Linked DNA regions of Homo sapiens: region 1 is linked to region 2. The links are chromatin contacts, found by Hi-C or POLR2A ChIA-PET in ENCODE. All regions are on one chromosome and are shown on one strand. The core of a region is the stretch at or near the end of the contact, and the rest is flanking DNA. Distances in the headings are between cores, read along the strand shown.

Region 1 (5,761 bases), core at 1,072-3,571, 40 kb after region 2:
CAAGAGGTTTAATTGACTCACAGCTCCACAGGCTGTACAGGAAGAATGGCTGGGAGGCCTCAGAAAACTTACAATCATGGCAGAAGTCTAAGGGGAAGCAAGCATTTCCTACCATGGCAGAGCAGGAGGGAGAGTGAAGAGGGAAGTGTTACACACTTTTAAACAACCAGATCTTGGGAGAACTCACTTACTATCAGGAGAACGGCAAGTGGAAAATCCGCTCCCATGATCCAATCACCTCTCACTAGGCCCCTCCTCCAACACTGAAGATCACAGTTCAACATGAGATTTGGTGGGGACAAAGAGTCAAACCATATCAATGGCTTTTGGTGAGATAAAAATTGAAAATCAAATTTTACCTCTCTCTTATGCTTTTTAATATCCACATATGTACTTTATACTGTACAAAAGTTATTAGTACAAGCATGCACGTATATAAATTACACATAAACAGAGCCTGGCACGGTGGCTCATGCCTGTAATCCCAGCACTTTGGGAGGTCGAGGAGGGCGGATCACTTGAGGTCAGGAGTTTAAGACCAGCCTGGCCAACATGGCGAAACCCCGTGTCTACCAAAAATACAAAAATTAGCCAGGTGTGGTGGTGTGCACCTGTAATTCCAGCTACTCAGAAGGCTAAAGCAGGAGAACACTTGAACCAGGGAGGCGGAGGTTGCAGTGAGCTGAGATCCTGCCACTGCACTCCAGCCTGGGTGACAGAGTGAGACTCTGCCTCAAAAAAAAGAAACAAAAAACTTACACATAAAGAGATATGAATATATGAGTGGGACATGCTCCAACATGATGGGGCATGTTACTGAAAGCTTGGAGGGCATTCCCTACGCTGATGCTGTGTGTTAGCCTTGCCTTTGGGTTATGCCACACCTCTGCTGTCTTGGTCAGCTTACACCACTATCACAGAGTACCAGCGGCTGGGCAGCTTAAACAACAAACACCTAATTCTCAGAGTTCCAGAGACTGGAAAGGTCAAGATCAAGATACCAGTACATTTGGTGTCTTGCGAGGGCCTGTTTCCTGGTCCGTAGATGGCTGTCTTCTTGCTGTGTCCTCAGCAGGTGGAAAAAGAGCTAGCTAGCTTTCTGGGGTCCCTTTTATAAGAACACCAATTCCATTCATAGGGGCTCCACTCTTATGACCTAAATACCTCTCAGAGGCCCTACCTCCCAATATCATCACATTGGGGGTTAGGATTTCAACATGTGAATATTCAGTCCATAGCACCTGCAGAAGGATCTACCTTTAACAGTTCTCTGTTGTCAAATGAATATGGTGTGAGCTACTTACAGGCACATAAGGTACTTTCTAACCTGGCCCCAGCCCTGGTAAGAAACAGACTGGCATAGGTAGTTTGAAGAGAGATTAATAGAAGGACTACAAAGATGTAGGTGGACTCTAGAGAAACTACGAGGGATAGTAATGTGGAAAGATGGGAGGAGGTGCCTGCCCCCCGACCGCAGGCCTAAAGTGGTGGAAAGGAGGAAAGAGAGAGGCTGTGTGGAGAGGGCCCTTGCTGAGACCTTCAGGGAAGGAATGCAGCCAGCTCAAGGCCACCCTGACCCCTCTCCTCTCACCCTTACCTGCGCCCTATTTACTGAATCCAACACAGAGGGAAGATATTGAGGTGGCCCACACAAGCAGCTTTCCATGACACAGAATTGAATAGAGAAGGGTAGTGGACCTGGAGAAACCAACGGAAGATATTCAAACCAATCTCTTTCCAAATTTCTCATTCATTCATTCATTCACTGATACTTTTATTTCTTCATTCAACAACTTCGATTGAGTGCTGTGTCAGGAACTGACTAGGATACTAGAGATACACCAGGAACAAGACAGTTGGTGTCCTGACCCTGATGTCTCATGCTACCTTCCAGAGAAGCAGGTAAAAAACATGGTGAGAGGTAAAATAATTACAGGTCACAATACATTCCTAGTGATAGATGCTGTGATGGGGAATAACAGGGGACTTGCATCAGGGAAAGTGGCCATGGATGATCTTCCTGAGGAGGTAAGACCTGAGGATAGAGAAGGGATTGGCCATGAAAATAGGTTGGGAAGAATATTCTACAAATAAGAAGCAGAATGTGCAGCAGCCCTGAAGTAGAACTCTGCTGTGGTGATCCAGGCACAAAAAGGAACAAGTGTGGCCAGGGTTGGGAAGTAAGAGATGGGCTCGGGACGGTGGGCAGGGACCGCCCCCTGCCAGGCTCCACCAGCTACAGTAAGGAGCTTGGGCAATGACACGTCCTTGAACCAGGGCATTTTGTAAACATCCTTCTGAACTGCTCACCCTGCCAAATATTGTGGCTTTCATGTGTCATGCCTCTGTGCCTTTGCGCATGTAGTGCCCCTGCCTAGAAACTCACCCCCTCTCTTCTACCAGACAGTTACTCATCCTGTGTGACCCAGTTTATATGTCATTTCCTGTGCGAAGCCTTTCTTGGTCTCCTCAGTCTGTCTCAGTCACTTCCTCTTCTGTGCTCCCTTAGCACTTTGTACATGTCTCCCTGCTTTGTCACTATTTGTTTACTGATCATCCCTCTCTCAGGACAGTGAACTCTTTGAAGGCAAAAGCTATTTTACGCTTCTTTGCATCCCTACCCTACTCCACCTCACACCCCCAAGCCCTTGAAGAACTGATACCATGTTCATCTTTGCATCCTCACCCTACTCTTCCCCCAACCCCTAGTTCACCTGGCCCAGGGTGTGCCACGTTAGTAACATCCAAGAATGCATGCTGCATGAATAAAGTTGCAGAAAATAGACCTCCCACTAATTCTGACCTTCAATAGCAATAATACCTGCCCAGAAGAGGCTACCAGTGAATTGTGATGTTTTAAAGCTTCCTGAGCATATAAGACAGCTGCTGGAATCCACTTAAGCAATTAGAAGTTAGATGTTCAACTAGAGTTTACAGGATGCCTTTAATCTATAAAGGATAATAATAGGTAACATTTATTAAATGCTTACTGTATACCAGTCTATTCTAGCAGCTGCACTAGAATGTATTCATTTAATCTTCAGAACAAAACTCTGAGCTGTTTACTCATACTAACCTACTTTACAGATGAGGAAACTGAGGTACAGTGGGGTTAACTGATTCAATGAGGACCACACAGCCAGTAACAGGCAGGACAGGGATTGAGACCCAGGTAGTCCAGCTCCAGAACCCAAACTCTTTTTGCGTGTGTGGATAATTTTTTTTTCTTTTGTTTTTTTGTTTGTTTGTTGTTGTTCCTGTTTTGTTTTGTTTTTGTTTTTTTGAGATGGAGTTTCACTCTTTTTGCTCAGGCTGGAGTGCAGTGGCACAATCTCGGCTCACTGCAACCTCCGCCTCCCGGGTTCAAGCAATTCTCCTCCTCAGCCTCCTGAGTAGCTGGGACTACAGGTGGACACCACCATGCCTAGCTAAGTTTTTGTATTTTTAGTAGAGACAGGGTTTCACCATATTGGCCAGGATGGTCTCTATCTCCTGACCTCGTGATCTGCCTGCCTCGGCCTCCCAAAATGCTGGGATTACAGGCGTGAGCCACCACGCCCAGCCACTTTTTTTTTTAATTTATTTTTTAACTTTTAGTTTCAGGGTTACATGTGCAGGTTTGCTCTATAAATACACTGCATGTCAAGGGAGTTTGGTGTACATATTATTTCATCACCCAGGTAATTACCATACTACCCAATAGGTAGTTTTTTGATTCTCACCCTCCTACCCTCCACCCTCTAGTAAGCCCCAGTGTCTATTGTTCCCTTCTCTGTGTCCATGCATATTCAATGTTCAGCTCCCAGTTATAAGTAACAACATGCGGTGTTTGGCTTCCTGTTCCTGCATTAGTTCACTTAAGACAGTGGCCTCCAGCTCCATCCATGTTGCTGCCATCTCTAACAGACTCCCTTCAAAGATAGAAAAATAGCAATAATAATTTCCTGTTTGTGGATGAAGCTAATACTATAAAAGTTCGTCTTCCTCATCATTATCATTTACAGTCACATCATCTCTCCAAAAGAGATGGATTTGTGTAGACTCGTTGTCATTCTCAGTACCATATGTGCACAATGGCTGCTCATATTTAGTGGAGGGTCTTCATTGTCTGCCCTACCCCATCAAGGAAATAGAAAAATCTCTGTCTGTCTCTCATGGGTATTTTGCCCTGGAGGACACTCAATGCATATTTCTTCAATTAAACCAACCCAACTAAGGAATGTACCTTAAGTGAGAGAGACTTAGTTCACACCTTGAACCAGCTGATTCATGGTAGACCCAGCCCTTCATTACTCTGGGCATGAGTTTCCTCATAGAGAAAAAATTAAATGAGAAATTCTCTTAAGATTGTATCTAGCTCTAAAAATTGGTGAAATTTAGGAATACAAGTCCATGTAAAACTATAATTTCTTTTATTTAGGTGATGGATACTCTCACACTTTGTATCAGCCTATTAACTGCACATGATTAAAAATCTCACAAAACAGGATATGAGAATTTATCGCTTATCAAGGGCCAGAAATAATATCAGTTCTGAAAAACAGAAGCAGAATTCAAAACAACCTGAGGCCTGCACAGAATTTCTTATTACTCCGTCCTGTCCCGTGGCCAGTGAATACAATAAAATGTGACAAGAGAGATTTTCTCCATGTTGGTGACAGACTAGAACCCTTGCACTCAGGGCATGTTTGGGAGCAGCAGCCCCTGGGGCCCTCATTGTGGAGGATGTAATCAGTGTTCCCTACTGAGCCCTCATTGGTATATGGAGACAGATGTGTTTTTCTTTAAACTGTCATGAAAATTGCAGCGATATGGACACAGGCTATTGAGTCATGCGGGGATAAGGTAATGAGTGGAACGCTGTTGACAGGAGAGATGGGAAGGGCTAGAGGGGCTAAGGAGGCAGGAGAGTCACAATTCATACTCCAAGTGTGGCTTAGTGCAGAGATTATTCTGCAGAGAGCTGCTCCAGTGAGATAACCAATTGCATGATTCTGAGCGAGTCACCCGATCTCCTGTTTATAAAATGAGGAGGCTGGATTCAATCAGGAGTTTTCGAACTGAATCCGTAGAAGAGAAGCATCTCATGGAAAAACCAAGTGGGTGGAGAGAGGCACAAACCTAAGTGATCATGCTCTTGACCCTCCATTCCATCTCTTCCACTCTCATCTCTACTTTTACATGTTTTGCATTGGAGTTCAACAAAAGAGTGTATTTCAAAAAAGGTAGGCTATTATAAAGAATAAAGATTTTGAAGCCACGTAGATTAGATGACCTCAAACATCCCCTCCCAACTTTTGCTATGAGTCCACGAAATCATTAACAAATAAGCAGGCATACACTTGCCTTCCCAATTCATTTTCACACCCCCAGCAAATATCTCAGAGTAAATTAAAAGTAATTCTTTTGAAGTTGCCCACTTTTTTCTTTGCCCAGCAGTAGATCCCCCAGCTCCTTGATAAAATAGTCTAACTTATTAAAATCACCAATGATCTCTCTTCACCAGAAAATAAGGCTGGCTTTCAGCCAGAAAACTGATGTGACTTGTTTTACTGATTTCCCAAAATCATTATTCTCTTTCTGCCTCATCATGATAATAATTATTATTGTTATTATTCATGACAGAGTCCTTGCATAATCAACTCTAATATCACACGTAAGCCTTCTTGTCTCTACCACCTGAGCAGAGGTTGGCAGCATTCCTCCCAGTGTTTGATCAAAATGCTGCCACTCCGATGAATCCCAACTAGTCTGCAGTCTC
Region 2 (4,995 bases), core at 481-2,980:
AAAATGTAGGGAGAGAGGGTAAGGAAGAAGAACATTTCAAAAAGAAGTGTTGTTGTTTATTCCCCAAAGATGGCCAGAAAAGTGACTAAGAAAAGATCACAGGACTCCAGGTTGCCTGGGCAATCTCTGAGAGCCCTGTCTAGGGTGAAGTGGGAGTGAGACCAACAGAATAGTGTTAAGGGGACAGCTTATGGCAGGAAATGGGGACAAGCAATGCATGTGATTTGTCTGAGCTGGAGTGGGGGAGGATGAGCTTGGTTTTGCTATGTCAGGCCATTAGTTGGGGCAATTTTCAGTTTCCATTTGAGCCTGAGCCTGGAGTAGGTGCATTCCAGATATGCAGAAATCATGACCATGGAATGATTCATCTCCAGTTAGCTCCCTCAAAAATTCCCCACAGTCACTATCTGACACCTTTTCCTCAGGCCTCCACCTTGCACCTCCCCTGCCCCCTCCAGAATGACTTTGTGTCATTCTTCACTGAGAATGAGGCCATCAGAGAAAGCCTTCCTCATTTCTCCCTTTTCTACCTCTTTATTTCTCTAGATCTTCACCCTCCCTTTTTGGGAGAGGAACACTTCCTCCCTCCTGCAACCTTCCTCCACCTATCTATACTCAAACATTAACTACTAATGTGATCAAAGAATCATTATTCCTTCATTCCATAAATAACTCCACACCAGCACTTGATCCCTGTCTTCCTTTCTCTTCTGTAACTTGTACCACAAATCATGCTTGTTTATTTAATTTCTCCCTCACTACCACCATCTATTTCTAAACCAACAGCCTACTCAAGTCTGCCTGCTTCCCAAGAGTCCTCACTCAATCCTGCTTATCTTTTTGGCCAACCTCCAACTCTCTGGAATTTGACCTCAGGACTTCTTGGAGATGATTGGATGGCTGTTTTTACCTTCTAGTGACCCACTCACTCCTCAGCCTTTATCATCTGACTTTCCAGCCTGCCTATGTGTTTTTTACCCTGTTGCAGCCCCTGCCACCACCCCAGAATGCTGTTCTGTTGCACTCCTACCCGCTATGGGACTGTGTACCTGCCAGGCCTCTAGATGCTGCATCCCTCTCCTTGACCCTCATCTGAAGCCCAACCCTATGCCAATCTATAGAATGAACCCCAATTCAGACAAAAGAGATGTCAAGGTAACCAACTCCACCCTCTGAGATCCACGACTAGCCAAGGCTTGCCATTGCTCCACGTTACATCTCTGTTGTGAGAGCCATCTTGATTCTCATGTGTGAGCCCAGATTTGGCTCTAAGACTGATCTCTTAGTTTCATTCCTGTTCAACCTATTTGTTGAGCATGTATTATGGGCCAGACTCTGGCACACAACTCCTACACATGATTACCCCTCCCGTTCACAACACGGCGATGCTGGAGAGCCCTACATAGTCAGCAGACCCATGCTACAGAGGGTTTGAGGAACTCTTCCAAGGACACACAGCCATTCCATGGTGGAACCAGAACTCAAACAGGCATTCTGATTTTAGAGCCTTTGCTCAATAAATAGTTATAACAGAAGAGAGAGTGGAGACGTGTGTGTGTGTGTGTGTGTGTGTGTGTGTGTGTGTGTGTGTAGGGGTAGAAGATAGTGGTGGGGGAGCTTTCTGAGACCCTGCTACTCATGCCAGATTTTCTGGTCCTGATTAGCTACTGCCTGGCTGCCAGAAGCTGTTATTATCACTCACTCCCGTGCTCCTGTCACTGGGCTTGTGGAAACTTGCCCTTCCTTCTGCTCTCGGTCTCTGATGCTGACAGCTATGCTGGAAAATCCCATGCTGGCCACTGCCACACTTACCAGAGGCATATTGTACGTGCTGGTCTGGACTTCCTGCCTGACCCCTACGTGTCCTGTGCCTGCCCCTTCACAGGAGGTCGGTCTACTTCCTGGCCAGGGCCTTTCCAGCCTGTCTCACCCCTGTGCAGGTAACAGAGCTCTTTTCTCTGCCACCACTTCCCCACGGAGTCTTTTCCATGGTTCTCCCTGACAGAATTCATGCTACATAGTCTTTGTTAACTCATGGCATGCACTTTCTTCCTGCTTCTTTCCTCAATTTATGTGAGATTAAGTTAATACCAACCTATCTTGTTAACCCCTTCTAATACGTAATCTTCTTTATTTTAAAATTTAAATGTTTGTTATATTGAATTCAGTAACTAGAACATTCTCCTCCAAAATAAGAATGGTACAAAAACCTCAAATAAGTAAGTCTGTTGGGGAAAACAAGTTCCCCCAAAGAATAAATCTACCAGGAGAGTAAAAACGATGATAATCAGAACAATGATCAATAATCACTATTGTCAAAGTGCCTGGCAATCACCAAACACCAGATTCATCGGCTCTTCACCGTCCTGTAGGATGACTTCTGTGACTTGCTAAAACCCACACAATAAGTATAATGGTGACAAGACTCAACTCCCAGGCTCTGACATTAAGTCCTATTGTCTTCCTAAAATGCTCCTTAAAGAGAGGATTTCTGTCTCACATGGTCATCTGGATCATTTGAAAACTTCAAGCAGAAAGTCCCAAGGTCACCATTAAATGTTTTCCAAGATTACACATCTTCAAACAGAAACCCAAAATAATGAAAACCAGGAACCAAGACTTCCAGCTTCTCTAATGAGAGTAAGTCTTAGTTCTTTTTCCTTACTCCACAAGAAAAATTATATCTCCCAAGGGGAGTTATGGGCTTTCCAAAAGAGGAGCAAAGGGATTTGAGCTTAGGAAATGAAACTTTGCTCAGCACTCTTCAGGAATGACGTTCTCCTTCCTCCCCTATAACAATGCAAGTGCACATTCATTTTCTTACATTTTAAATCACTGAACAAAAAGGCCTAGTTTTATTTATCCTGCTGCTGCCACTGTGGCAAAACTAAATGTGTGGTGCATAAACTGTTTATAAATCTTGTCTCCAACAAGAGAACTGAGTGTGCACTTTTTGAGGACCTTAGTTCATTCAGAATGATGAGAAAATTTGGGAGAAATTTTTCTCTTGATATAAGAGCTGTATAGGCCAAATGGACTTCCTTTTCTGGCCTAAATGCTGTGTTTATAAAAATGGTGTGCTGTAAATAGCAAAGTATAGAAGTGAGAAATTATGCCTCTGCTGAATAAACCACACTCCCGGCCGACTGACTCCCTGCTTCTTCAAAGTGAAGAAACATTTGTTCCTATATCTTGTGAACAACAAGCTGGATCCATTGAAAATGCCAGATAACATTGATCTTGGGGAATAAGAAAACAACCTTTTTAAAGGTCAGAACTGTCTTAGTTTTTAATGGATTATTGGTTGATGAATTCTTTCATGAAATATTTCTCTAATGCCTTCTGTGTCGAGAACCATTCCAGGATCCAAATATACCCTTGCTTCCATTTTCTGCATCAGGGTCAGTGATCCTGCTGAAAGGTTAATTTCATTATACCACATCAGTCTCCTGCTCCAAACCTCTCACTGGTTTCCCTCTGCACTTAGAACAACTTCCAACTCCTTCCTGCCATGTACAAGGCCCTGTCTTCTCAGGTGGCCTCATCACTCACCTCCTTCACACTGTACCCCACCCCAGCCACACTGGCCTTCCCACCAGGCTCATTTTCAACTCAGTGTTCTCCCACGTGCTGCGGCCACTGCAGGGGCACTCTCCCCGAGGCTTCTCCCTCATGGGACTGGCATCTCCTCACCTCTCAGGTCTCCACTCAAATATCACCTCCTGGACCTGGCGCAGTGGCTCATGCCTGTAATCCCAGCACTTTGGGGGGCCAAAGTGAGTGGATCACCTGAGGTCAGGGGTTTGAGACCAGACTGGCCAACATGGTGAAACCCCGTCTTTACTTAAAATACAAAAATTAGCCAGGCATGGTGACACATGCCTGTAATCCCAACTACTCAAGAGGCTGAGGCACAAGAATCTCTTGAACCCAGGAAGCAGAGGTTGCAGTGAACCAAGATCGCACCACTGCACTCCAGCCTGGGTGACAGAGCAAGACTCCATCTCAAAAAATAAAAATTAAAAAATCACTTCCTAGGAGGTGATTCTTTTTCTAAATTTGCTCTTCCTTCTCTATTTTCTATCCCCTTACCCTGCCCCCTTTATTTTATAAATAGTAATTATCACTCTCATAAACCTTTTTTATTTTCCTGTTTACTAATTTATTATCTATTTCCTCCAACTAGAAGATAAGACCTTTATGAAATTTGTCTTAGTTATAGTTGCATTCCCAACATGCTGAATTCAGTTCCCTGAATAAACTTTCAGGATGCCACCCACAAGACAATTCTGTTATATTTTTCCCTCATATGTTGAAAAAGCCATAGGATTTGAGGATACCATCAATTATTTTTCATTGATAAGGATTTTTGACTTTAGAAACTACAGAGAAGGGTCTCTTCACTCAGAGTATTTTTTATTTTCTCTGTGTTGTAGGCATACCCACAGTATTTGGGTCAGAAAGAAAAGTTCTTTGAGTCTGCGTCTTATTGCAAATGTTGAAGAAAGAAAGTGAAACAGAAAGATTTGTTTCTTATGCCTTGTGGAGGTTCTAATAAACTCAGTGCACCACCTGTTCTGTGGAATCCTTTGAATGGTTTAATCTGGTTGTTAAACCTTTTCTCTCCAGAGCTGCAGAAGAGAGGAAGATTCATTTATTTCTTCAACAAACAGCTCAAATGTCACTTTTCTGAGAGTTTTCCCTCACCATGATGTCTACAAGAGTCTTCCCAGCCTCTTATCACTTTTTAGTTCATTACATTCTATTCTTTTCTCCATAGTATTTATCTCTATCTAAATGTATATTTCTATGAATGTTTTCCATATTCTCTGTCCGATTCTTCCTGGTAGAATATAAGCTCGTGGGAGCAAGAGCCATGCCTTTCATCCACTGATGGTTCTCCAGAACCTAGAGTTCCTGGCATGTGGAAAGCCCCAACAAACAGCAGTTGAGTAGATGAAGAAATGAAGTGGCATCGGCTCTGTGAAGGTTTTT

The links. Hi-C counts contacts between places; a loop is a spot of excess contacts on that map. ChIA-PET counts read pairs that join two places held with the same protein, here RNA polymerase II (POLR2A). Pooled maps may share reads with other maps.
Region 1: a map of natural killer cell shows a loop between it and region 2 (2.9-fold over the local background). The contact joins two enhancer-like sites. A Hi-C loop is called at or near these places in 1 of 168 maps with a recorded cell type or tissue (natural killer cell), 1 of 37 single-sample maps with no recorded cell type and 10 of 50 pooled maps. POLR2A ChIA-PET finds 5 or more read pairs at or near these places in 6 of 52 experiments (CD4-positive, alpha-beta T cell, GM10248, activated CD4-positive, alpha-beta T cell and 3 more).

What each region holds. Positions count from the first base shown.
Region 1 is chr12:92,591,635-92,597,395 of GRCh38, forward strand. The region is part of intron 1 of LOC105369905 (a long non-coding RNA gene); the gene reads left to right. Among named protein-coding and RNA genes, the nearest start is that of PLEKHG7, 110 kb to the right of the region's middle. RefSeq lists enhancers at 1,626-2,825, 2,065-2,164. Within about 2 kb of position 2,322, at least 14 of the 41 ENCODE cell types and tissues checked have a DNase peak (open chromatin) inside an H3K27ac peak, as active enhancers do.
Region 2 is chr12:92,551,786-92,556,780 of GRCh38, forward strand. No RefSeq gene overlaps it. Among named protein-coding and RNA genes, the nearest start is that of LINC02397, 88 kb to the left of the region's middle. RefSeq lists enhancers at 97-536, 1,666-1,855. Within about 2 kb of position 1,731, at least 19 of the 41 ENCODE cell types and tissues checked have a DNase peak (open chromatin) inside an H3K27ac peak, as active enhancers do.